3 separate regions of the Homo sapiens genome follow, and regions 2 and 3 are each linked to region 1. The links are chromatin loops, found by intact Hi-C in ENCODE. Cell type or tissue: endothelial cell of umbilical vein. All regions are shown on one strand.

What was found. Hi-C counts contacts between places; a loop is a spot of excess contacts. Peaks named below come from ENCODE experiments on the same cell type or tissue, not always from the same donor. Only the 100,000 strongest peaks of a DNase experiment are listed, where the experiment ranks them.
Region 2: a loop joins it to region 1, with 14 times the contacts of the local background. A loop is called at or near these places in 8 of 110 quality-filtered maps.
Region 3: a loop joins it to region 1, with 16 times the contacts of the local background. A loop is called at or near these places in 10 of 110 quality-filtered maps.

Annotation. Positions count from the first base shown.
Region 1 is chrX:10,185,749-10,193,748 of GRCh38, reverse strand. It overlaps CLCN4 (chloride voltage-gated channel 4), which reads right to left. Exons shown (of 13, transcript NM_001830.4): 4 at 6,135-6,234. Among named protein-coding and RNA genes, the nearest start is that of CLCN4, 33 kb to the right of the region's middle. RefSeq lists a silencer at 3,869-3,998. In endothelial cell of umbilical vein, CTCF peaks have their summits at 3,216 and 3,956 (motif pointing left); DNase peaks (open chromatin) are centred at 3,188 and 3,928; H3K27ac peaks cover 1,234 bases.
Region 2 is chrX:10,765,141-10,773,140 of GRCh38, reverse strand. It overlaps a transcript of MID1 not described here. Among named protein-coding and RNA genes, the nearest start is that of MID1, 150 kb to the right of the region's middle. RefSeq lists a silencer at 3,759-3,808. In endothelial cell of umbilical vein, a CTCF peak has its summit at 3,799 (motif pointing right); no DNase peak of the experiment used is centred here.
Region 3 is chrX:10,593,426-10,601,425 of GRCh38, reverse strand. All of the region lies in intron 1 of MID1 (midline 1), which reads left to right. Among named protein-coding and RNA genes, the nearest start is that of MID1, 23 kb to the left of the region's middle. In endothelial cell of umbilical vein, a CTCF peak has its summit at 3,330 (motif pointing right); a DNase peak (open chromatin) is centred at 3,365.

The DNA of each region.
Region 1 (8,000 bases):
ACCATTCAATTACATGCACTCTGTGGCTGCCTTCATGCTACAGTGGCAGAACTGAAGAGCTGAGATAGAAACCACATGGGCCACAAACCTGAAAATATTTACTCTCTGGCCTCTTGCAGAAAAAGTTTGCTGACCCCAGTTCCAGAGCTCTCAGCATCATCTGACTCTGTTGACCACTCCACCCTTCCAGAAACACCTCTTCCCGTGGCTTCCACATCATGCTCTCCTGCTTTCCTCCTCACTCTCTGGTTTGCTCTGACTCCTCTGATCTTTCTGACTCCTCCACCCAACTTCTAAAGGCCATTTCCTCAAAGCTTGACCCTAAACCCTTTTCTCTTTTTATACTATGCTCTCAACCCTGGCAACCTTATTCATATCCTACTATTTACCATTAGGTATAAATGTACATCTCAAGCTATGCTTTTCCAAGCACATAGAGCCCACTGGCTATTACAGAGCCAATCACTACATAGCCCAGCCGTCAGCTTCCGATGCCCACAGCAGACATCACCAATCAATAATAGCACACTCTATTGGATTCCCCTTCACAATTCTTTTGACATGCCCATGACAGACATCACTAATCAATCATGACACACACTTGTGGACCTACCCTCCCAAATCTTTGTAGCAAAGCCCCAGGCAGTCAAAGCCAATGAATGGGCATTGTCAAAGAACACAAGTCTATTTGCCTTCTTGGGTCTACTAGATATCTCCACTTCAGTCCACCACCATCCGACACCGAACTAAAGCATCCTCCTCCCAGCCTCAGCTTCGTCCCAACTGGGAGAGGAACCCACCATCCAGGCACACTACTGTGCAAACTAGAAATCTGGGAAAGCAACCCCCTTCCAGGCAATCCCCATATCCCAGCAGCTCCACCTCTGAAATCTCTCTTGAATCACTGCAGTTTCCCCCATCCCCACTCGGGCTGTCTTTCAGATCACCGTGTTGAAGTCATTGCTGGCTGGACTGCTGCAGGAGCTTCCTCTCTGGTCTCCAGCCTCAGTCCTGCCCCATTCATGGCCTCTCCACACTGTGGTCAAATAGGCTTTCCAAATGCCAGACTGACCTGTGCCACTCCCCTGTGGAAAGCCCTGCCATGGTTACCCATTATTCTTGGGAGAACACCCAAATCCTCAACAGGTCACCCACCCTGACAGCTGGCCCCTCAGATCTCTCCAGCTTCATCTCTTTCCCTCACTAACTCCCCACACCCTGCCCACTCCATGTTCCTGGAATGTGCCACGCTCTCCTACCTGCACCATCTCAGCAAGCACTGCCCTCCCCTCCCATCAGACTCCTACTTATCATCCAGATTCCAGCATTTATATCACCTCCTCTGGGAAGTCTTTCCTGATTTCCTAAGCCTGGGTTAGGTGTACTTCCCTGGCATTCCTGTGGCTGCCTGTCCTTCCCCATCACCACACCTCTCGCATCCTAATATCACAATTAGCTCTCTTTCTCTTTTTCTCCGTGTGTGTGTGTGTGTGTGTGTGTGTGTACTTCCACTAGTCTATAAGTGGTGGGTAAAAAAGGTTTCATTGTTTGGTTTTCATACCACAGTGGGGGGTCAGGCCTGGCATCCAGACCCTGTGTCCACTCTAAGTGGGCAAGGACCCTATCTGTCTTGTCCATTGTTATATCCATGTCAGGTGCATGGTTGGCACTATATATCCATGTTGAATAAAATATTGCAATAAATAAATGAATGAAAAAATCAGAAAACTCAGGTCCATTCATTCATTCAAGGGATAGTTACTGAACATGTACCTACTACACGGCAGTTACTCATCCATGTCTTGGGAATACAGCAGTGCAAAGAGTAGACCCAGGCCCCTGCCTTTGTGTAACTGTACCTGGGACAGGAGAAAATAAGTATATTAAAGGCTCTGTTAAAAAGTATAAGGGCCAGGCGCAGTGGCTTATGCCAGTAGTCCCAGCACTTTGGAAGGCCGAGGTGGACAAATCGTTTGAGGCCAGGAGTTCAGGACTAGCCTGAACAGCATGACAAGATCCTGTCTCTACAAAAAAAAAAAAAAAAAAAAAAAAAAAATTAACCAGATATGGTGGCACGCGCCTATAGTCCCAGCTACTCAGGAGGCTGAGGCAGGCAGATTGCTCAAGCCCAGTCTGTAACGAACCATGATCGCGCCAGAACCAGACCCTGTCTCAAAAAAACCAATTCTATTCCTAGGCATATACCCAAGAGAAATGAAAACATCCATGCACACAAACACTTGAACAAAAATGTTCATAGCAGCATTCTTCAAAATAGTCACAAAGTAGAAAGAACTCAAATATCCATCAATGGATAAGTGGATAAACAACGTGTGGTCTATCCATACAATGGAATTGTACTTGGTAGTGAAAAGGAATGAAGTACTGACACGTGCTACAACATGGACAAACTTTGAACATATTATGCTGAGTAGAATAAGTTAATCACAAAGACCACATATTGTATGATTCCATTTATATGAAATGCCCAGAATAGGCAAATCCATAGAGACAGAAAGCAGGTTAACAGTGGCCTAGGGCTGGAAGGGGGATGGTTGGGGAGCAGGGGCTTGATAGCTACAGGGTATAATGATTCTTTTGGGCATGATAAAATTATTCTAAAATCGACCACGGTGATGGTTGTACAACTCTGTGATACATTAAAAACCACTGAATTGTATACTTTAAATGGGTGAATTATATGGAATGTGAGTTATATTTCAATAAAGCTTTACATACATACATATATACATCCATAGAGCAGGTGAGGGAGGTGAGGCTTACAGAGAGAGGGATGTAATTTTATTGTTTTTTAAATTTTAAATATCAGACAGGTTTGAAATTTTTAAACATGCAATTCAATAATGAAAGACTTGATTCCAAATATACAAATATATATAATTAGTCTAATTAAGTTAGAGATATCATTAGCTATTTCCTGATTTATTCTTTCATTTTAAAATGGACACATAAGATTGTATGTTGTAATCATATACAACATGATGTTTTGAAGTACATATACCTTGTGGAATGGTGAAAACTATTTCCTGATTTAAAGTTGGAAACTGAAACCCAGTGAAAAGAAATCCTACATGCTCAAAGTATTTTCTCTAGATCATGAAATCCTGGATGCAAGCTTGGTTCCGCTTAATGCTAGTTTGCAGAGTCAGCTAAGTAAACACTGCCCCCTAGCAACAGCACGCAAGAACCATAATATTTAGTATTTCATGAGGTCTTTCCACAGGGTCCGGTAATGTCAAATTTAGAACTATCCACAGTTCTTTGTTTTTCCACAGGAAAAACAAAGGCAAAGAGCTCATTATCTTGATTTTTTAACTTTTTAAAACTGACACATAATAATTGTGTATATCAATGTCATGTTTTGATCTATGTATACATTATAGAAAGACTTGATCGAGCTAATTAAAGATCCGATCATGCCGTTATTTTAATGGCAAAAACCACAATTACCTTCGCACCAACCGAATCACCTCCCCAGTTTATTTTTGTGGTGAGATTATTAAAGTCTACTCTTTTAGCAATTTTGAAATATACAATACATGATCATTAATTGTGGTCACCATGCAGTGCGACCGCTCACTAAAGCTTATTCCTCCAGTCTAACTGAAACTTACGCCCTCTGATCAACATCTCTTTCCCCATCCTGTCCCCACCCCTCCCTCTAGCAGCCACCTTTCTACTCTGTTTCTATGACACTGGTTTTATTTTTTTGGACTCCACAGATAAGTGACATCGTGCAGTATTTGAAGAAGAAGGTGAAGAAGATGGGAGGGTCCTGCAGATATCCAGGGGCAAACAGGATGATCACCCCAAGTTTCATCATTATTCATTCATTCACAACCCCCCTACTGCACACCCAATCTTCCTTGCTGATTCTGGTTCTGACTGCGCTTCAGCAGGCCTCAGCTTTCTTTCGTGGTCCAACAGTGACACCTAGCGGTGACTTCTGATAAGCACATGCGGAGATGCTGTGGGCCTACCCATGAGGGGAGTCCGAAGACAACAGCCACTGAGGGGACAGCCGGCCAGGCAGTGAGACCCCAGGTCCTCTCCACTGTTAGTCCAGCGAGGAAGGGGGAAGTGAGTGGGACGTGGCTCTCTGGCTGTCCCTTCAAAGTGCATCCAAATCAAAAGAACACTGTAGTCCCTTCATTTTCAGCATCACCCCATTCTCACCCTCCCATGTATTCCCCTGCTGACGTGCGCATGGGCTCTCCTTTGGCCAGTGGTGCTCACCCCTGGCTGCACATTACAATCACAGAGGGGAGGGGCAGGCTGTATTCAAGCTAGAGGTCCTCTCCAGAGATACTGTTTAAGTGAAGCCAGGGCAGCAGCATATTGTTTTTAATTCCCCCTCGTGAAAGAGCTGATGGAAATCAAGTGGATAATAAAGCCAGCTGGTCAAAATCAGATTAAAGTCAGCCCAGTTGGGCTCCTAGGTCAGTCAATGAATCTAAGCTGTGCCGTTATCAGAACATCTATTCCTGTTCTGAGTTTCTTCATTTACCCTATTTATTTCTCCTTCCTACGAGCCAAGAAAAATGACACACTATAAGGTTTTATCAATCTACTCTAAATAAGGACATCAAAATTCATAGCAAACTCCCACCTGGCCCACCTTCAAAGGCCTTTATAGAAGCAGTCAAGCAAAATTGGTCGTCCAATCCCTTGTGACAATGAAGTCTAATTTCCTGCCCTGGCTGCTGCCAGTACATGACGGGAAATGCCACTGGTAAAGGAAGGACAGGCTTGGAGAAACGGACAGACAGCATCTGTGACTAGTAGGAAAGAACTCCCCCTCTGAGCATTCCTCTTAGCTCTTTACGGAATGCTGAGGCAGGTGAGGGAGGTAGAGCCCTTCCCTGGCAACCAAGCCCCTCCTCCGATGAGCTAGGGAATAAATCAAGATCACCTGGAAACTGAAAGCCCCTGGAATCACAAAACTCTATCTGTGCCCCATTTGTGTTCTGTCCTTCTTAGACCACTTACTACATATATTCTGCCTGTGTTCTAGTCAATTCCCTGATCTGTTCTCTAACCATAACTATTATGTTGTTATATGCAGGGGATTTTTATTAAGGAAACCTCTTCGTCATGCCAAATTTTTTATTCTTAGACATTAACCTTCACAATCTCCTAAAAGGACATAAGTTTCAGGAAACTATTTCCCGGAAGGGCTGGTGCGTTTGATATTAAAAAGACGTGTTTCCCCTCCAGATAGCATCCATTTACTCTGGAAACATCTACTGCTCGCAAACACGGTGTTGGGATTCTAAAAAGGAAAGATGCAGAGTTCCTGAGGGTCAGGATGATGGAGGCCCCTGGGCCTGCCTCAGCTCCCGTGGGTGTCTAGCATGGTGCTGACTGTTGCAGGATGTTTCCAGTTCATCCCAGAGCCTACCAGTAGTAGCAAAAGGCAATCTCATATGACATTTTGTTATTGAAGATAAAACAGTCCCTGATTTTGTTGTCATCTACATAATCAAGAATAACCGAATATAAAATGTGTGCTTGGCTGGGCTCAGTGGCTCACACCTGTAATCCCAACACTTTGGCTGAGGCAGGAGGATGGCTTGAGCCCAGGAGTTTGAGACCAGCCTGAGCAACACAGTGAGACCCCATCTCTATGAAAAAATAACAAAAATTAGCTGAGCATGGTGGCGCATGCCTGTGGTCCTGGCTACTCAGGAGGCTGAGGTGGGAGGATTGTTCAACCCCGGGAGGTGGAGGCTGCAGTGAACTGGCATCATTCCACTGCCCTCCAGCCTGGGCAATGGAACAAGACCGTTTCCAAAAAAAATGTGTGTTTTCAGTCAAATCCGGTATAGTAAGAAAACTCTGCTCTGTGTGGAAAGGCTACCAGCTCTATCGTCACAGCTCTTCAGAAGCCTGTGCCTGAGCTCATGCCTTGGGCATGCCTTATTGATGATGGATTTTAGGTTAAATATACAGCCATGCATTTTGCCCTTAGATATTTCAAGTAATAAATCCCTCCCACAGGGGTAAAAGCGACAAGCGACACGCGCTATATTCCAAATCTCCCAGAGGGTTCGTGTTTTGAGGTTTCGGCCTCTGCAGCTTCCCACGGGAGTGCCGCATGCCCATCCACGTACCCGCCAGCAGGCCGATGAGCAGCATCACCACCCATCCCGACCAGGCATCCAGCAGGCTCTTGATGAACTCCCATATGGACTCCTTGCTCTTGCTGGTGATCTAGAACAAAGCAGATACAGCAACTGATCCGAATGCATTTTCGAATTCATGCTTTTTTCCTTGAAACTGTTTCCTCGGGAAACAGGGTAATTAAGAAAATAAAATGAATGTCATCAAGCAGCTAAATTCCCACTGATGTGATTCTTTCAGTTATGTGCCGCAACGGTACGACGAGCTTTCTAGTTCACAGAGCTATAAAGATGCCACAAAAGTCTCCAAAGAATTCGAGCACACACTCAAATAATTCACTTAATTAAAAAACATACTAAATGTGATTTGATCTTTGATGATTTAAAAGCTATGCTGAAGGGGGACATTGGTTCGGTGTCTCCATTCTGAATATGAGTTACTATCTTAACTTACATTGCTAAGTTTCATTAAAAAGCCTCTTCACACAGACTTCATCTCCTCCTTTTGTTTTCAAGGTTAAATTTTAGCAGCACGAACTTAGAATTAGCTGGCACAGATCACGTCTCCCACAGCAGATGGACTACCTACACACACCTCCCTGTGCTAACAGAATCCTATGCTCCTCTGAGATCATCATTCCCTCACGGCCTTTTAGAGCAGTGGTGGGCAAATGTTTTCTGTAAAGGACCAGAGAGTAAATATTTTGGGCTTTGCGGGCCGGATGGTCTCCGTTGCAACTCCTCAACCCTGCCACTGTAGCACAAAAGGAGTCATAAAAATATGGAAATGGATGGGCATGGCTGAGTTCCAATAAAACTTTATTTCTAAAACAAGGTGCCAGCTGGCTTTGGCCCGCAGGATGCAGTCTGCTGAGCTGTGCTCTAGAGGGAATGCTGCCTCGACCCCACATTCCTGCACTGCAGAGCCAAGAGGCTGCAACATCTTCATGACTGAGCCTGGCTCCCTACACATTCCCCTCCTCCTTTCGTGCCAGCCCTCGTGAGGCGATGTGACATGGTCACACTGTCCATGTCACTCCTCACCCTCGTCTGAAGCAGCTCTCCCCTCACCGCCAGCCCCCATGCCGCTGGCTCGCCTCCTACCTGACCTCTCCATAGAGGGTGACCTTGTGAGCAGGCCCCTACACAACACCCTTTCCATTCACAGGGGACTGCTCTTGGCAGGGTCCCCTCTTGTCACAGGCTCCCCATCTGCCTCCCCTGGACCTGGTAACTCTGGGCACTGCCTGGGGATTTGACTACCTCTTCCCTTCTGTCTCTGCACACCCACGCCACCGTGGCTGTTTCTAAAGCTTCAGCCTCCACTTGCACACAGGGACCTCATTCTCCCCCCGGCCCTTCCCTCACCCTTGAACCACAGAGTTCTCGCCACCTGTGATCACCCATCCGCAGCGCAGCTCAAACCAACGCATCTACACAGAACTCAATGGCCTCCTCCGCAGTCTGCCAGTCCCCCCTTGCTTCCTCTAGGCATCAAAGGCATCATCCTCATCAGGCCAAAGCCTGGTGTTCTGTGACCCCATTCCCCTCCTGGCCCCAGCACCTCCCCTGAATCCCGTCCGTGGCGCCTCAAAATACCTCTCCATCCTGATCCCCTCTCTCCACCTACACATCACTGCCTTCGGTCTCCTGGACTCATTTCCAAGCTTCCTGTTTCTCCCTTTGCAGCGCATCTTTATTGTCTTCTGTGGCTTTCAGCATGAAATGCAAACTCCTCTCCACCGCCAGCATGGCCGTTCCCCACGTGGCCCTGCTGCCTCCATTTCCACACTCATCCCTATCCCTCCCTCTGCAGGAATCCTCCACCAGATCCTCGGAGCTCCCTGAATTGCCCAG
Region 2 (8,000 bases), 580 kb before region 1:
CATTTAGAACTACATATTTCATTATCAATAATCATATCAGAATTACTTTTCAGTTTAAACTAAATTTTTAAAATATTTTAATGTACTTTCATTTACAGTTATCTTTCAGCATTTTTAGAAGTTTTAACCAATTTATTTTTTTAATCCTTCAAGTCCAATTTCATACTTATAGTTAATATATTTTAAAGATGAGCTACCACTCATTTAACCCTTCATATGTCCCTTCTGGCCTTCCAAACTCCCTTTTCACTACTTTATATGATTTTACCTCTCATGTCAAATCATTCAACATATCTCACCTACATATGTATTATACATATATATTTTTTATTTATACATATATGTACAGATATATAATCAAATCATATGATGGAATTGTTTTAGCAATTTGTTGCTTTTTGCTTTTGAATTTAAATTTAAATATTTAATATAAATTTTAACTCAATTGTTATTTAAATTCTTATTTATTTGATCTATTTTTGAATTTGTATTTAAAATTTTACTTGTACTTATTTAAGTTTAATTTAGTTTAATTTAATTTCTATTTAATTTTTTTTCATTTTTTAAAAATTTTTTATTTCCATGGGTTATTCAGGGAACAGGTGGTATTTAGTTACATGAGTAAGTTCTCAAGTGGTGGTTTGTGAGGTTTCAGTGCACCCATCACCCAAGCAGTATACCCTGCACCCAATTTGTAGTCTTTTATCCCTCACCCCCTTCCCACCCTTTCCCCCTGAGTCCCCAAAGTCCATTGTGTCATTCTTATGCTTTTTGATCCTCATAGCTTAGCTCCCATTTATGAGTGAGAGCATACAATGTTTGGTTTTCCATTCCTGAGTTACTTCACTTACAATAATGGTCTTCAATATCATCGAGGTTGCTGCAAATGCCATTAATTCACTCCTTTTTATGGCTGAGTAGTATTCCATCATATATATGATGAAATAGATATATATACACACACACATATATACATATATATACACACACACATATACACACACACCCCACACTTTATTTATCCACTACTTGATTGATGGCCATTTGGGTTGGTTCCACATTTTTGCAATTGCGAATTGTGCTGCTATAAACATGCGTGTGCAAGCATCTTTTTCGTATAATGACTTCTTTTCCTCTGGGTAGATACCCAGCAGTGGGATTGCTGGATCAAATGGTAGTTCTACTTTTAGTTCTTTAAGGAATCTCCATAGTGGTTGTATTATACATTCCCACCAGCAATTTTTATTCCATTTAAACATTTAAGTTTTAAAATTTTTGGATTGCTTAATATACTAGGAAATGACTAATAATCAATTAAAAATAGATAAATGTGGCCGGGCGCGGTGGCTCATGCCTGTAATCCCAGCACTTTGGGAGGCCCAGGCAGGCGGATCACCTGAGGTCAGGAGTTCAAGACCAGCCTGGCCAACATGCTGAAACCCGATCTCTACTAAAAATACAAAAAAAAAAAAAAAAAAAAAATTAGCCAGGCATGGTGTCAGGCGCCTGTAATCTCAGCTACTAGAGAGGCTGAGGCAGGAGAATTGCTTGAACCTGGGAGGTGGAGGTTGCAGTAAGCTGAGATTGCACCACTGCACTCCAGCCTGGGCGACAAGAATGAAACTCCATCAAAAAAAAAAAACATAGATAAATGTGAAAAAATAGAAAGCGTCGTTTAAAACCATCCAGACAGCAACAGAAGAAATTGAAAAAATCCTGTTACATATAAATACCAATTTGAGGGGATGCAAAAATAGTTTTCCATATGAGAAGTTTATACTTCTCTTTTGCCAGACTTTTAGCATTTTTAGGATTCTTCTGCCTACTCTTAATTTACCTTATTTTGAGAAACTATATATTAGTCACTAAAATACAACATTCCACTTAAAACAATTAAACCTACAATAGGTAGACTCAGTGAATTTGGCTTCTTGCAACATTTGCTTTTGTCCAATTGGCTTCCTTGCCTGAAAGCTAGGTAGAAATCCTACTCTAAGGCTTTCAAGTATAAAAAGAATCTTTTTTTTTTTTTTTTCTTGAGACAGAGTCTCTCTCTCACCCAGCTGGAGTGCAGTGGCTCGATCTCGGCTCACTGCAAGCTCCGCCTCCCGGGTTCACGCCATTCTCCTGCCTCAGCCTCCCGAGTAGCTGGGATTACAGGCGCCCGCCACCACGCCCGGCTAATTTTTTTGTATTTTTAGTAGAGACAGGGTTTCACCGTGTTAGCCAGGATGGTCTCGACCTCCTGACCTCGTGATCCACCCGCCTCAGCCTCCCAAAGTGCTGGGATTTACAGGCGTGAGCCACCGCACCCAGCCAAGTATAAAAAGAATCTTAAGGAAGATAGTTCTGAGCCACTTTCCACAATTTTAAGAACAGATAAAAATAAATAGCTAATTATAATAAAATGAAGAATTTAGAGGAGCTGTGCAGATTAATTTCCCTCATAAGGAACACGAATATGAGGCACATGATTGATGAAAGGGACATTTCTCCTGGGTCTTAAAACTAATGGACTACCTACGTAAACACTAGCCTGTGATGAGTTTAGTCAGAAAACTATAACATATTTTTCAATAGGTGATCTTCCAATGAATAGATAAACTTTTGCATGCCTTCTTAAGATGGTAAAATTAGTTCCCTGGTATATACACTGGACTCACCTTCTGCATTGCATCACCTCTCTGAGATTTGCCCAATTTGGGGTCCAAAGTGCAAATGACCTCAGTCCCCTCCCAGAACAAAGGACTCAACAACTTGGCATCCCTCTGAAACACAGAGTGAGGAGCCAGTGAGTGAAGCCATTGTGTGAAGCAGGTCCTCAAAGACTAATTCAATTTGAAGAAAGAAAATTAAAAACAGGATAGAGTGTTACATGAATGGGATCAACCTTAAGATCCTTCTTCATAAGCCAAATCTCACTGTTTTTAGTGTGTTCTCCACATTAATTCATGTAGCAGTGGCAACGTGCAGTTTGCAGTCTGAGGGAAGAGATGAGGGCGGACCCTGGCTGACATGTTGCCATAGAGATGACATTTGAGCTTCTTTGGAGTGGCGAATCTGATTAGTCAGTTCAGCGTTTCCCCTCATTTCACTTCATTACACAGGAAAAGAAACTCCTAAAAAGACTGTTTCATGTGTATTTGTATTTGATTAAAATATAAATATTTTTCCTGCCAATTCATGGAGGGAAATGGCAGGACAGTCAAAAGCTCAGCAGTATCATCTCAGCTAAGAGCTTACACAAAAATCCGTTTGCCCTGATGCCACAATGAATTGAAACATGAAACCAACAAGTAGAAACAAACAGCATACTTCATGCTAGAGTAGTCGTCACTCAATTATCCTTGCCTCCTTCTGTCCAGGCGGTATGAAGCCTCGGTGCAGGATTCAAAGTCTCCAGATATTTGCCTTGATTTGTTGGCCAGCTTTAGTTAATCTTTTTATTGAAAAGAACAGGAGTGGGAAAAGAAAATGAGGGAGTTAAACGTAATCTTTGTTTGCTTAGAAATGTGTTTGTTGATGGCCAAGCCAAATTGAAGGTATTTTTCAGTTCTTGTGTGCTTCTTTGAAGAAAAGAAAGAAAAAAATGGGTCCCAGTGGAAATGGGAAATGCTTTCTCATAGAAGGAGCTTTGCCATCTCTGTGTTTCCGAGGGCATACAACAGTCTCAAGGCACAGAGGAAAGAGTGAGGACAGAGCTTGCTTCTCCCATGTCTCCCATCTAATGCCTTTGTTTGGTGGCCCTGATTGAATAACACGTATTAGTAAACAGCCAGTAGATGGCACTATATGGTTTACTGCCACATAGAGAGCCTACTGGGCTTTTTTTTTTGTTTGGGGTTTTTTTGTTTTGTTTTTTGTTTTGTTTTAAGGCGGTAGGATAAAGAGGGTTTAGCTCTTATTTTCAGCTTACTAGCCTAAGAGCTATCTGACTATCAATTCTGGCTGTTATAAAGTGCCATCATGGGTTATTTGGATACATTTTCTAAATAGGCAGAGCAGGAAAGAAAAAAGTAAAGTAATATGCCTCTTTTAACAATTGCATGTCATGATATTGTGTAGCATAGTCTTGGTATCATTTTCAAGTTTTTGTAAACGATAGAAAATTAGACAAAAAAAGTAGATTCCACACTTTCATGTCCCCTCCTACATGTGTGCACACCCATTCACACATCACTGTTGGACAGTTCTCAGAAGTTTGTTGTCTCCATATACTTTGTTTTGTGGCACCCCATTACTCATTTGCTCAAACAGAAAAGGAATTCATGGAGGTTTGGAGCCGTTGTTATATAAAAACTGGCAAATATGGTGGAATATACCCTAAGAAACTAACAGAAGGGGAAGAATATATAAATAACCCTGCCGGAAATGTCCTCCAAAGTTTATGCCCTGGATGGAGAGTTAACACTGCCCCCAAGGACCAGTCCTGGCCATTTCACCACTGGGGAAAGTGTTCTTTCTCTAAAAGTGAGGAGGAGAGTGAGGGTCCTTTCAGAACTAATATTCTTGTATTCTGTTGAATGGTAACTGAGCCCCCATTGTTTTATCTGCCCAGAGCCATAAAGTCCTTTGTCCTAGAGGTAAATGAGGCATGCAGAGTTGGCTCCAGAAATCATGTGACTTTGGAACCAGTGACACAAGATGATAAGATAGGGACTGATTCTATATCCTCAGCATCCTACTGCACATTGAAAGTGACACGCCCTTCTGACACATCACCTTTGTTTAATGAGAACATTATTTCTTGATTGCCAAAAGACAAATTTAGCTGTTATTCATAATTTTTTAAATGTCTAAGACTGGCATTCTTATTTTCTTGTTCTTTTTTTTTATTTAGAAAGGGCTATTTACAGTTATATAGCCTTTAAATCTACATTAATTTATTATGATTATAAAATCAAGATTTTCCTCAAGCTTTTAAGTTCAACTTAAAAAAAAGTTTCATTTTTCTGCTTATATTAATAATACCAGTATCTTTTATATATAATAAAAACAACTCGTTTCACAGAGGGTTTTGATTAGAGTTAAATTTGAACTGAACAATTTAAATTCAAACAATTGCTCTCATTTATAAACTTAATTAGCAAAAATTCTTTATACATGTTAGTGTACATTTATAAAGTCAATATATTCAGTTTTCTGTTTAACCATTCAAGTATCTGTCTAGCTGGGCAAACGTACAACCCACACAAGCAAATTCTTTCTAGAAACGTAAACAACTTTTATAAATCTAATAAATACATTGATTTATTCAATAAATATGTATACTTAATTTCATTACTATTTAAACATTAAATATTTCAATTTATTACCATTAAAACTCTTAAATATTTAGATTTTGCCATTTAAACTTTTAAGTCTTCTAGCTTATTAAATGTTTTAAATATTCATACTTATTGAGAGAATTGAAAGGTCACTTAAAGAGTCCAGTATTATTTACCAAACAGTAAAATCCTGTTATATTTTTCAACTTACAATCACAAGCCTAAAATCAATTTCACATTTAAAATTGAAATCAAGGCCAGGCGCAGTGGCTCATGCCTGTAATCCCAGCACTTTGGGAGGCCGAGGCGGGTGGATCACGAGGTCACGAGATTGAGACCGTCCTGGCTAACATAGTGAAACCCCGTCTCTACTAAAAATACAAAAAATTAGCTGGGCGTGGTGGCGGGCACCTTTAGTCCCAGCTACTTGAGAGGTGAGGCAGGAGAATGGCATGAACCTGGGAGGCGGAGCTTGCAGTGAGCCAAGACCACACCACTGCACTCCAGCCTGGTGGAGCAAGACTCCATCTCAAAAAAGAAAGAAAGAAAGAAAGAAAGAAATCAAAAGGCTAATACATTTAATCATTTGACAAATATTTATTGACTGAATGAATATGCCCATTTTCTAATGAGCCAAAATCTCTTAAACATTAAAAATGTTTTCAATCACATACCCAGTTTGTCCCTATGATTACTAAATGTCTTTCTAAATTTAAAACAAAAGAGTTAGCCCTATGAAATTCATTTATTGCCTGCATTGAATTTCCATTACAGGCTGACTGAGGATGCTAACATGGAGCCTTATGGGTTAGATGCTTAGCCTAAAATGTGGGACATAGAGGCTGCTCTCACCCAGGTTGTGTGCCCTGAGCCCCAGAAGACATCTTCGTTTTAGCGTCACTGTGTCAACATGTGAGTCCAAATCCAATTATTTACCCAACTATTTTTCTTTTTTTTTTTTTTTTGAGGCAGGGTCTTGCTCTGTCACCCAGGCTGGAGTGCAGTGGCATGATCATGGCTCACTGTAGCCTTGACCTGCTGGGCTCAAGCAGTCCTCCCGCCTCAGCCTCCTGACTCAGGCACATGCTACCACACCCGGCTAAGTTTTATACTTTTTATGGAGACGAGGTTTCACCTTGTTGCCCAGGCTGGTCTCAAGTTCCTGGCCTCAAATGATCCTCCAACTTCTGCCTCCCAAAATGCTGGGATTACAGGTTAAAGCCACCATGTCCAGCCCTACCCAGTTCTTTAATCTGATTTGGGTTGAAATAAGTCAGCTTTCTTCTTATTGTGTTTTTGGCAAAATATTTTAAGAAATTTTGATTCTTCTCATCTGCCTCTAAATATAATTTGAAGTCATCCCATTGTATTCTGAAGAAATCTCAAGTCCTTGTTTGGTTTGGTTCTGTGTCTGCATGGAACATTCCCACATGACCACATCAGCCGGATCCTTGGATATGTTGCTCCTATAGGGAGGCTTGTGCTCTCCAGTTCACCATAGACCACCACCCCCAGCCCCACCCTCCAGGCCAGGCTTGGCGATTATCCTGTGCATTGTAGGTTGCAGGATCTGTAGTAGTCCCCTACATATCCTCTACCCACTAAATGATGGTAGCACACCCTCTCCAGTTGTGACAAAAATTTTGCTCCTGGTGAGCTTGAGATGACCAACTGTCTGCCCAAGACAGAGGCAGAGCCGATGGGGCCTTTGTGGCACGATTGTTGGTCTTTTTCTTATGTCCCATCAGTACCCTCAGGGCTGCACCCTGCCTGTCTCCCCTTGGGTGTTTGAGTGTATTCTCCCTGCTCAGACCCTAAGGCAAGAGGTTCTGTTTCTGAGATTTGAGCTTCATTTTGGTTTTGGTTCTTTCTTTCTTTCTTTCTTTCTTTCTTTCTTTCTTTCTTTCTTTCTTTCTTTCTTTCTTTCTTTCCTTTCCTTTCCTTTCCTTTCTTTCTTTCTTTCTTTTTCTTTCTTTCTTTTCTTTCTTTCTTTCTTTTTGTCTTTTAGCATCCATGATATTAGACAGCATACTTCCTAGATGAAAGAGTTTTGTGTCAGCTTTTAGCTTTTTATTAACAATTGTTACACAAATTCTGCTTTTAAAAACATCCGTTTATTTTCATATGGTATTGGGAAGTGAGCTTTTAAAAACAGTGATGTTTCTGCACATGCTTATTGTTCAAACCAGGACTCCAGTTTCACATGAATTTTTTGACTCACTCTTTACATTAACAGTGATAAACTAGAATTTTTAAAAAGCCCACATTGGCAACATTTTTGGCTATAATGGTTTAAAACCAAAAATAATAAAAATATGAGCAGTAAAAGAAAAGAGCCTTAAAAACTGTGAATACAGACAAGCTAAAAGATGAAAGGAAACCCCATGGCTTGATCAATCGCATGCTACATGATAAATCATTTCTTCTGGAAGACAGAAGGAACCTGCATTGTGCCTCACAAGAGGAATATACTGCAAAGTCTAGCTTTATCTCTGAATACCAGCCTTTGAAATTAAGTACAGATTAAATTACACCATAAAATCAATGTCACACTGTGAGATTGCTGAAACCCATCTTGGTAAATGAAACCTTTTTAATGATGAAAACCTGGAAAAAATTCATCTTGAGCTAGTTCACTCTGCAGAAGGCTTAATGCTATCATGGAGGTCTTCACAAGCCATTCTCCAACATCTGCACACCAAACTGGGCTCACACATGAATACTTCTTTAGCA
Region 3 (8,000 bases), 410 kb before region 1:
ATTTCACATAATTTTCACAAGTCACAAAATAATATTTAAACAATTTTTTTTTCAACCACTTAAAAATGTAAGAACCATTCTTAGCTTGTGGGCCACACAAAAACAGGCAGAGGCCTGGATTTGGTACATAGGCGGCCTGTGGTCTATAGTTTGCAGAACCCTGCTCTAGGGTAATGACTGAGAAAGGGACTCTACTAATCAGCAGGTTGTTGGGAAGCACGTTACTTACCTTAAGCCAGTATAAAACTTAAAGCAATAATGCTACATTATGTCTAAAGGCTAAGCTAGTGAGAGGCTAAATTATAACACTCAACTTTTTTAGCAAATAATTATGAAGCATCAGCTAATAAGACCTTTTCTTAAGAGTATTCAGAGTATAATAATGCTACCTTGTGTGGTTTGGGGATTTTTATTTTAAGTTAGGGAAGCTATGAATCTCTTGAACTTTGTCCATTAAGAAGTCTGCCAAAGCTGTGAATTTTAAAGCCATGGGAATTTTTCATTGCGCTTGGCTGCTGAATTTTAACAGCAAAGTTATTCATTAAGTCCACATTTAAAAAAAAAAGTATCAACAATGCTTCTTTATACTTTATCTGCATTTGACACACTTCCAGATAGATGATCTTTAATTTGACTAATGAGTGCATCCTTTGTTATTTTAATGACAAGTAATTTACAGAAAGAGAAAAGCTTTTCAACACGCAAGTCTCTTAAATCTGGAATTTAAAGTCCCTGATGTTCAGAAGCAGGAAGCAACAGTTGGTGTAAGACAGGGCCACTAGGACACTGGAAATGCATCCTGGGTAATGAGTGGGAAATACAAAAGGAAGAAAACAGTTGGAAATATGTTGGCCATTTTATATGACACTTTCTGGGTTTATTTTCAGGTTGGAGCACAAGTCAGAAGCTGAAGAACTTGGAGATTTTGGGGAGCATATGTCCCACCTTCCCCAACCCCCAAGTATCCAAATATCCCCTTTGGTTCTATCAGAGAAGTATTAAGATTTATTAATTAGAAGAAAAATTAAAGTTATAAATGTTCAATAGGAACATAAGGAGAATTCAAAAAAATAAAATGTTGAGCTCACCACAGTTTTCAGCAGAAATTTTACTCTTTTTTTTTTCTTTGTTGAGATGGGGTCTCACTATGTTGCTCAGGCTGGCCTCGAACTCCTGGGCTCAAGCGATCTTCCCACCTCAGCCACCCAAAATGCTGAGACTACAAGCATGCCACTGTGCCCAGCTAAATTTTACTCTTTAACTGATTTTTCAATGCATAAATAAATGAATAAGTGGGTAAGTACTTACTGAGGACACAGTTTTCAACCAAACCCTGTAGATACTCAGGATGAATTAAGCATGGGCCCTGCCTTCATGGGGCCTAGGGTTTACTCAACTTTACAGAAAACCCAGAAATATCCTAACAAATGTGGCAACTGAAGAACTTTATTCCTAATCCTAAAACTCACTTTCTTTATTCTCAGAGCAATGGATACAGCATTCTAATGTCAAATCATTGTTTCCATGTTACACAATACTCTAACTGTCAAGGCTAAACCCTGTCTTAAGGAAGGGTGACAATGGCTTTGTTCTTATGATAATAGAAGAGATAAAAAGATTATTTACAAAGCTACAGCCTCTGAAAAATTGGAAGTATTTTATACAAACAACCACCTCAATTCTTCTCACAGTGATATTTAAGTGTTTGTGCGTGCTGGTTTCTGTTATGTGGGTCTTTACCATTTTCATTCCTCCTTGCAGCTCTATGAGTTAAGTATTACTATTATTCTTTTACAAATGAGGAGCATGAGGCCTGGAAAAATTTAAAAACATGCAGAGGTGATAAAATACTGGGAAAGTTTCACATTCAACCATGTCTGATGCTTAATCCTTTTCCTTCTCTTTCCACCATAGCATATGATCATGGCATATCATCACTGTTTCTGTTTCCCCTATAGAAAATTCAGGAAAATTAACACATGGAAGAGTATTCAGACTTTCACTTTTCTTCTTACATAATCTTTGAGCAGCCCATTATAGGAAAATAAGGGCATTGGAGATTTGAAGAGGCAGAATGAACACGTTCTAGATGTAGAAAGAAAAGTTCTAAGCAGGTAAAAGACAACCAGAGTGAAATACACCAGATGGATGCTTGACTTGGAGAAGATGCTAAGCACTAAATAAGCCAGGTGGTAGAGGGTGTGAAAGCGGAGAGCCCTGAGAAATTGATCATTAAGCGGAAGGTGATTAAAATCTTCCTAAGGGACAGTTGGTCAGAGCAGAGGTCAAGAGCTAGGACTTGTCTGGCAAGACTTATTGTGGATTCTTGAAGGGTTAAGAAGTCAGTCAGAGACCCGGGATTGGATACTGTATTTGAACTGATTGTCACTCACCAGAATCTGTGATCTAGGAGACAGACATTGCCAGGATCCCCCCCGTCAGGATGGTCATAGAGAAGGGAAGGTGTGTTCATTTACTATTGCTGCATAGCAAATTAGCACAAATGTACAGATTAAACCAACACCCCATTTATTAGCTCGTGGCTCTGTAGGTTGCAAGTCTGGGTGGCCCAGCTGTGTTCTCTGCTCAGGGTCTCACAAGACTGAAATCGAGCTGTTGGCCAGACGAAGCTCTTATCTGGAGGCCCTAGGGAAGAATTTGCTGCCAAGCTCGCTCTGGTTGTTGGCAGAATTTACTCTCTGGCAGCTGTAAGACTGAACTCCTTGATAGCTATAAGCTGTGGTCCACTCTTTCTAAGGGACATCTGCATTCCTTCTTAAGTGGCCATCTCCAACCTCAAAGCAACAGCACATTGAGTCCTTCACACACATAGAATCTCTCTAAATTCCTCTTTCATCAGTCAGGAAACGTTCTCAGCAGTTAAGGGTTCATGTGATTAGGTCAGGCCCACCTGCATCATCTCCCTTTCTAACATCAACTGTGCTCTGTAACACAACACAATCCAAGGAGTGATGTCACATTCACAAGTTCCAGGGCTTCAGGTGGACATCTTTGGGCTGCCATTTTAGAAAGTCTGCCTACCACAGAAGGTGATGAAGAATCTCAGCTCCTGCCTTGCTCCTTGGTGAGCTGTGTGACCTGTAATAACAGCAGCTTTGTGGAAAATTGGCCCACCCTTTCCTAGGGTTAAAGGGCCAAAGCGAAGTTTTGTGACTTTTTCTTCCTCTTCTGACACTGGCTTCTTCCTCTAAGGAAATCTGCTGCTTTTGGTGTTCTCTTCTTTCCTTCACCATCTCCTGGTGTTGGTGCCAAGAAGCACTGGAAGGCAGGTGGTCCATCAATTTAGGGCAACTGAAGGTTTTGAGATCAAGGCATACTGGAGGCCCAGACATCACAAGAGGGCAGCACAGAGCAAGAGCTGATAAATGTTGAGATGCAGACTTAGCAGGCCCTAGCTCTTTCTGAGATGATGTGTTCATCTGCCCTCAAAACATCCTCTCACTCAACATGTGCCTCCTAACCCAGACCCCAAGGAGTCTTTAGTAAGAACATGGCAGATATCACATGTGCTGACCATGGGGTTATCACAAAACATTAACTCTCCAAAAATCTGCTGCTTGGAACCTTGGTTTCTGCAACTAAGAAATGAGTTAAAAATGTATTCAAGGTTGATAAATTTAAAATGGAAAAAATCATCTTCTGAACTCTAGCAATATGAAGGCCACTTTTTACAAGTCTGATGCTGTAGTGCAGTGTTTACAACCTATTTTCATTTTCAACCCCCTGTCACAAGGAGCCTGTTGAAACATTTTTTGCTAATTGCTCCTTGCATGAAATTTTAATACCACAAATATAGTATAAATCTATTTATGTATATCTGTGCTTTGTGCATAAAAAGAGTAAGGTTTTTTGTTTGTTTGTTTGTTTGTTTGCCACTGAGAACTAGTTTTCTCGCTCTTGGGGGCAATATTGCCCCTATTGACAGTGCATGTTATAATGGGGAAAAATTGCTAACATTTTAATATTTAGTAAATCTTCAGCTTATATAGTCTATTTGATTTGGAAGGTGGCTGTAATACTTTAGTTGTACTAAAAGGTACTTGAAATTAATCTTGAAAAGTCAGAAGAATCTTTACACATGAAAAATCACCCAATATATTATATTTAAAATAACAACTTGCAAAACAAAACGTAAAGTCTGATCCCATTTTTGTGGCTAAGAGGTACAGAAAATGACTAGAAAGATCAACCTGTGGAATGTTGCTTCTTTGCGGTTAGATCCTTCTATAGGTGTTTTGCTCTTTGGGAATGTTATAAATATTCACCAATATACATTATACATATGTATAATAAATACATATTATATTCATGTCAAGAAGAATACTATTTAAAAAGTTAGCCATTCTCTCTCTCTCTCTTTTTTTTTGCCTTCAACATTTAGGATTAATGGGCAGTATAAATTCAATCATTCACATGTAGCAAAAGGAGAAATATTTCACATGGCCCATTCATGACTCCTTTAGATCTCTAGAGGGCTTCAAGCCTCAAAGTTTATTGTTGCATTCTTCTTAATTCTGGTTGAATGCATGTACATTATTTTCTGCAAAGAAATACCACCCACTAAAGACTGTTCCTTCTCTTCTAACAGGGTTTTGGTGTCCCCAGGGCTCCCTTAGTCCTATTTACTTTGGATATTTCAGGAGTTACTGTAGGTTTAACTGTGGTGAGTCCTTAAGCCCTCTTTTTAAATTCATAAACTGTCTCTAATCTTAGCAAAATGTCAGGTTACACTTTTGAGAGGTTTGGGAACTTGACATTTTGTAGCCCAGTTGGGGTGTAGGCTGCTTCTATTCTGAGCACCTTGTTCCAATTTATGTCAGGAGGAATTATATACAGGTCAGGGCTGGGAGCAGGTTATAATTAATGGGGTGGACAAGTGGATTTTTAATGTTTCATAAAATAAAATGGAAATCACATGTTCTTGGAACTGTTGTATGTTTTAAAATATTTACATTTATTCTAGTAAACATTAATTATAACTGATATATTTCTCCTATGAACTCGCTAACTGTGAGGTCACAAGCCATTGTTCACTGAGTAGAAAGAATGGGTGACAAGCTAGTTACAAGAAAAAAGACAGTACTTGGGCGGGTATCGGTGAGTGAACTCGTGGAAGTAATCCAGTCTTAGGTCTTTCTCCTAATTTTCTCTTATGTTTAAAGCACCCCCTTGCCAATATGATCCAGATGTCAGTCCTTCTAAGACAGAACTGGGAGGGTTTAGCCTGTGAAATTTCTGAATAGCTCCTGGTGAAGAAGGAACACATGACCAATGTTTAACTATTTGTCTTTTCAAAATTAAAGTTTAGAAGTAGTTGAAATACTGCCAGAATCTACAGCGTCCACGTTTTATTCATATTAGTTTATCAAAAATTTCCAATTCCTTGAAGCTGTAGCAGCAATATGTTGCTGAGGAAAGAAATTTTTTTTAAAAAAAATTTGTACTTATAATTGACACCTAATAATTGTACATATTTATGGGGTACAATGTGATGTTTCAGTACATGGATACACAGTATAATTATCAGATTGGGGTAATTACCACATCCATCATTTTAAGCATTTATTATTTCTTTGTGGTGACAACAGTCAAAATATTCTCTTCTAGCTGTCTTGAATATATATTACATTGTTATTTGCTGTAGTCACCCTACTGTGTGATAGCACATCAAAACTTACTCTTCTTGTCTAACTTTGTGTACCTATTGACCAATCTCTACCCGTTCCTCCCTTCCCCCATACCCTCAGCAGCCTCTGGGAACCACTGTTCTACTCTCTACTGCTATGAAATTGACTTCTTTAGATTCCACATATGAGTGAGATCATGTGGTATTTATCTTTTTTAATGTTTTTAAATTTTATTTTATTTTATTTATAATTTGAATTTTTATTTTAGATTCAAGGGGTAAATGTGCAGGTTTGTTCCATGTAGTAATTGTCTTCTGTGCCTGACTTATTCCACCTAACATAATGTCCTCCAGGCTCATCCATGTTGCCAAAAATGACAGGATTTCATCCTTTTTATGGCTGAATAGTATTCCATTGTCCTAATCATCCCCATAAAGAAATATATTTTCTTTATCCTTTTGTCTGTAGATGGGCACTTAGGCTGATTCCATATCTTGACTATTGTGAAGAGTGCTGCAATAAACATGAATATGCGGGTGTGTCTTCGACATAGTAATTTCACTTCCAGAAAGAGATCTTTAAGAGTCAGAAAAACCCAGATTCTAAACTGGTCTCTGCCATGTGCCAGTTGTGTGGCCCTGGAGAAGATGCTTTAACTCTGTGTCTCAGTTTCCTCATCTGCAGAAGGGGGAAAATGATACCCACTATTTAGGGATTGGGTAGGGATTAGACCCAATTTGTATAAAGTGCCTGGCATATTGTAGGTATTTTTTTAAATGCCAGTTATGGATATATGAAGGAAAGCTCCAAAAAATGAAATTCAAAGGAAGCCTTATGTAAATTGCATCACATGTCAACCATTTGGGTGTTAGGAATATTGATGCATTCTTTATTTTGCCTAGAATTCATCACTCCCTAAATAAATATTATTTCCATTAAGTCACCAAATTTTATATATATTCTTTGTCTTGTATGGTGAAGAATTAATACAAGTGCGCTACTCTATTAGGGTATAACAGTTACCTAAGTAATGTATCATGAGACCTTTTTGCCCTTTTCTAAGGAAAATAAGTATTTATTGGAAGGACAACTTCACACACAGTCAGCAGGTAATAATCCGCAGTACTTCCCAATGCTGCTTCTATGGGCTGGAAGAGTGTTTGGTGGTTCTATATGGCACAGGGCTACTTGTCCATACCCTTGACCCAAGGATGTCACGTGCACCCAATCAACCTGGAAATCACTGTGGTGACAGAAGTTGGGGCCCAATCACCCTCAGGGCCTTGACACTGATTTTGAGTATACCAGTTTGGAAAGTCTCTGCAGAATTCCCCAAGACATTAAGTTTATAATATCCCTTGAGGGGTCCTTAGAAAGAAAAAGTGCCTATGTTTTGGTGTCATTATCGTTCTTCAGGGCAAGGCTTGGTGAAAAGATACTGAGAGAAGACAGTACAGATAGAAGGACAAAGCGAACAAAAATAAGGACCCACTGATTTTATCTTTGCAAGCTCTAAACTGAGTTACAGATTGAGATCTAAAATATATACTCAATACATGCATCCTCAAAATGTTCTTCACACATTTGTGCCCAAGACATAGTAGTTGATAATATTAATACATAAATATATATACACACAGATATATATGCCTTACAATACAGTCCTATTTTTAGTGTGTAACAACTGTACTATTTTCAAAATAGTCATCGGCACAAACACCAGTACCACGGCTAAATCTGACATTATTGATCTTTTCTCCCTCTAAGAATATCTTTTGTAGGCCCATAAGTGAGAGATGGCAGATCTCCTGAGCTTCATTCAGTCCTTTATGGAAATATTTATGAAAACCCTACTGTGTGCTCAGTAGCTATCAGAGTTCTTGGCATATAAAAGATTTCAAAATAAATTTGCCTAGTATTGCTTTGGGGGATGAGGACTTGGTGATATCTTCCTCTCCCCAAAAGAAAAAGTGGTGTGTGTGTGTGTGTGTGTGTGTGTGTGTGTGTGTGTGTGTCAGAGGGACAGAGACAGAGGTAGAGAGACAGAGTGTGAGAGTGTGTGGGTATTCAGAGAGAGAACATGAGTCCCAGTCTTATCCTTATCTTCCCTCATACAATGCAAGCTATTTGGAATTGTAGAGCTGGAAGTGATCTTAGCTAACATTTTCCCAATCTCCTACCCAATACAGGAGCGTCTTCTACAATAACCTTCATCAAAGGGTGGAACGCTAAAATGTAAGACTAGAGGTCTCTTTTTGTTGGGCAATAATTTGATTCAATTATGGTGTCATTATTTGGTAACTCAGGTGGCACAGTATAAATTTCTGTGGGAAATTGGAATGGGGAGCCCAA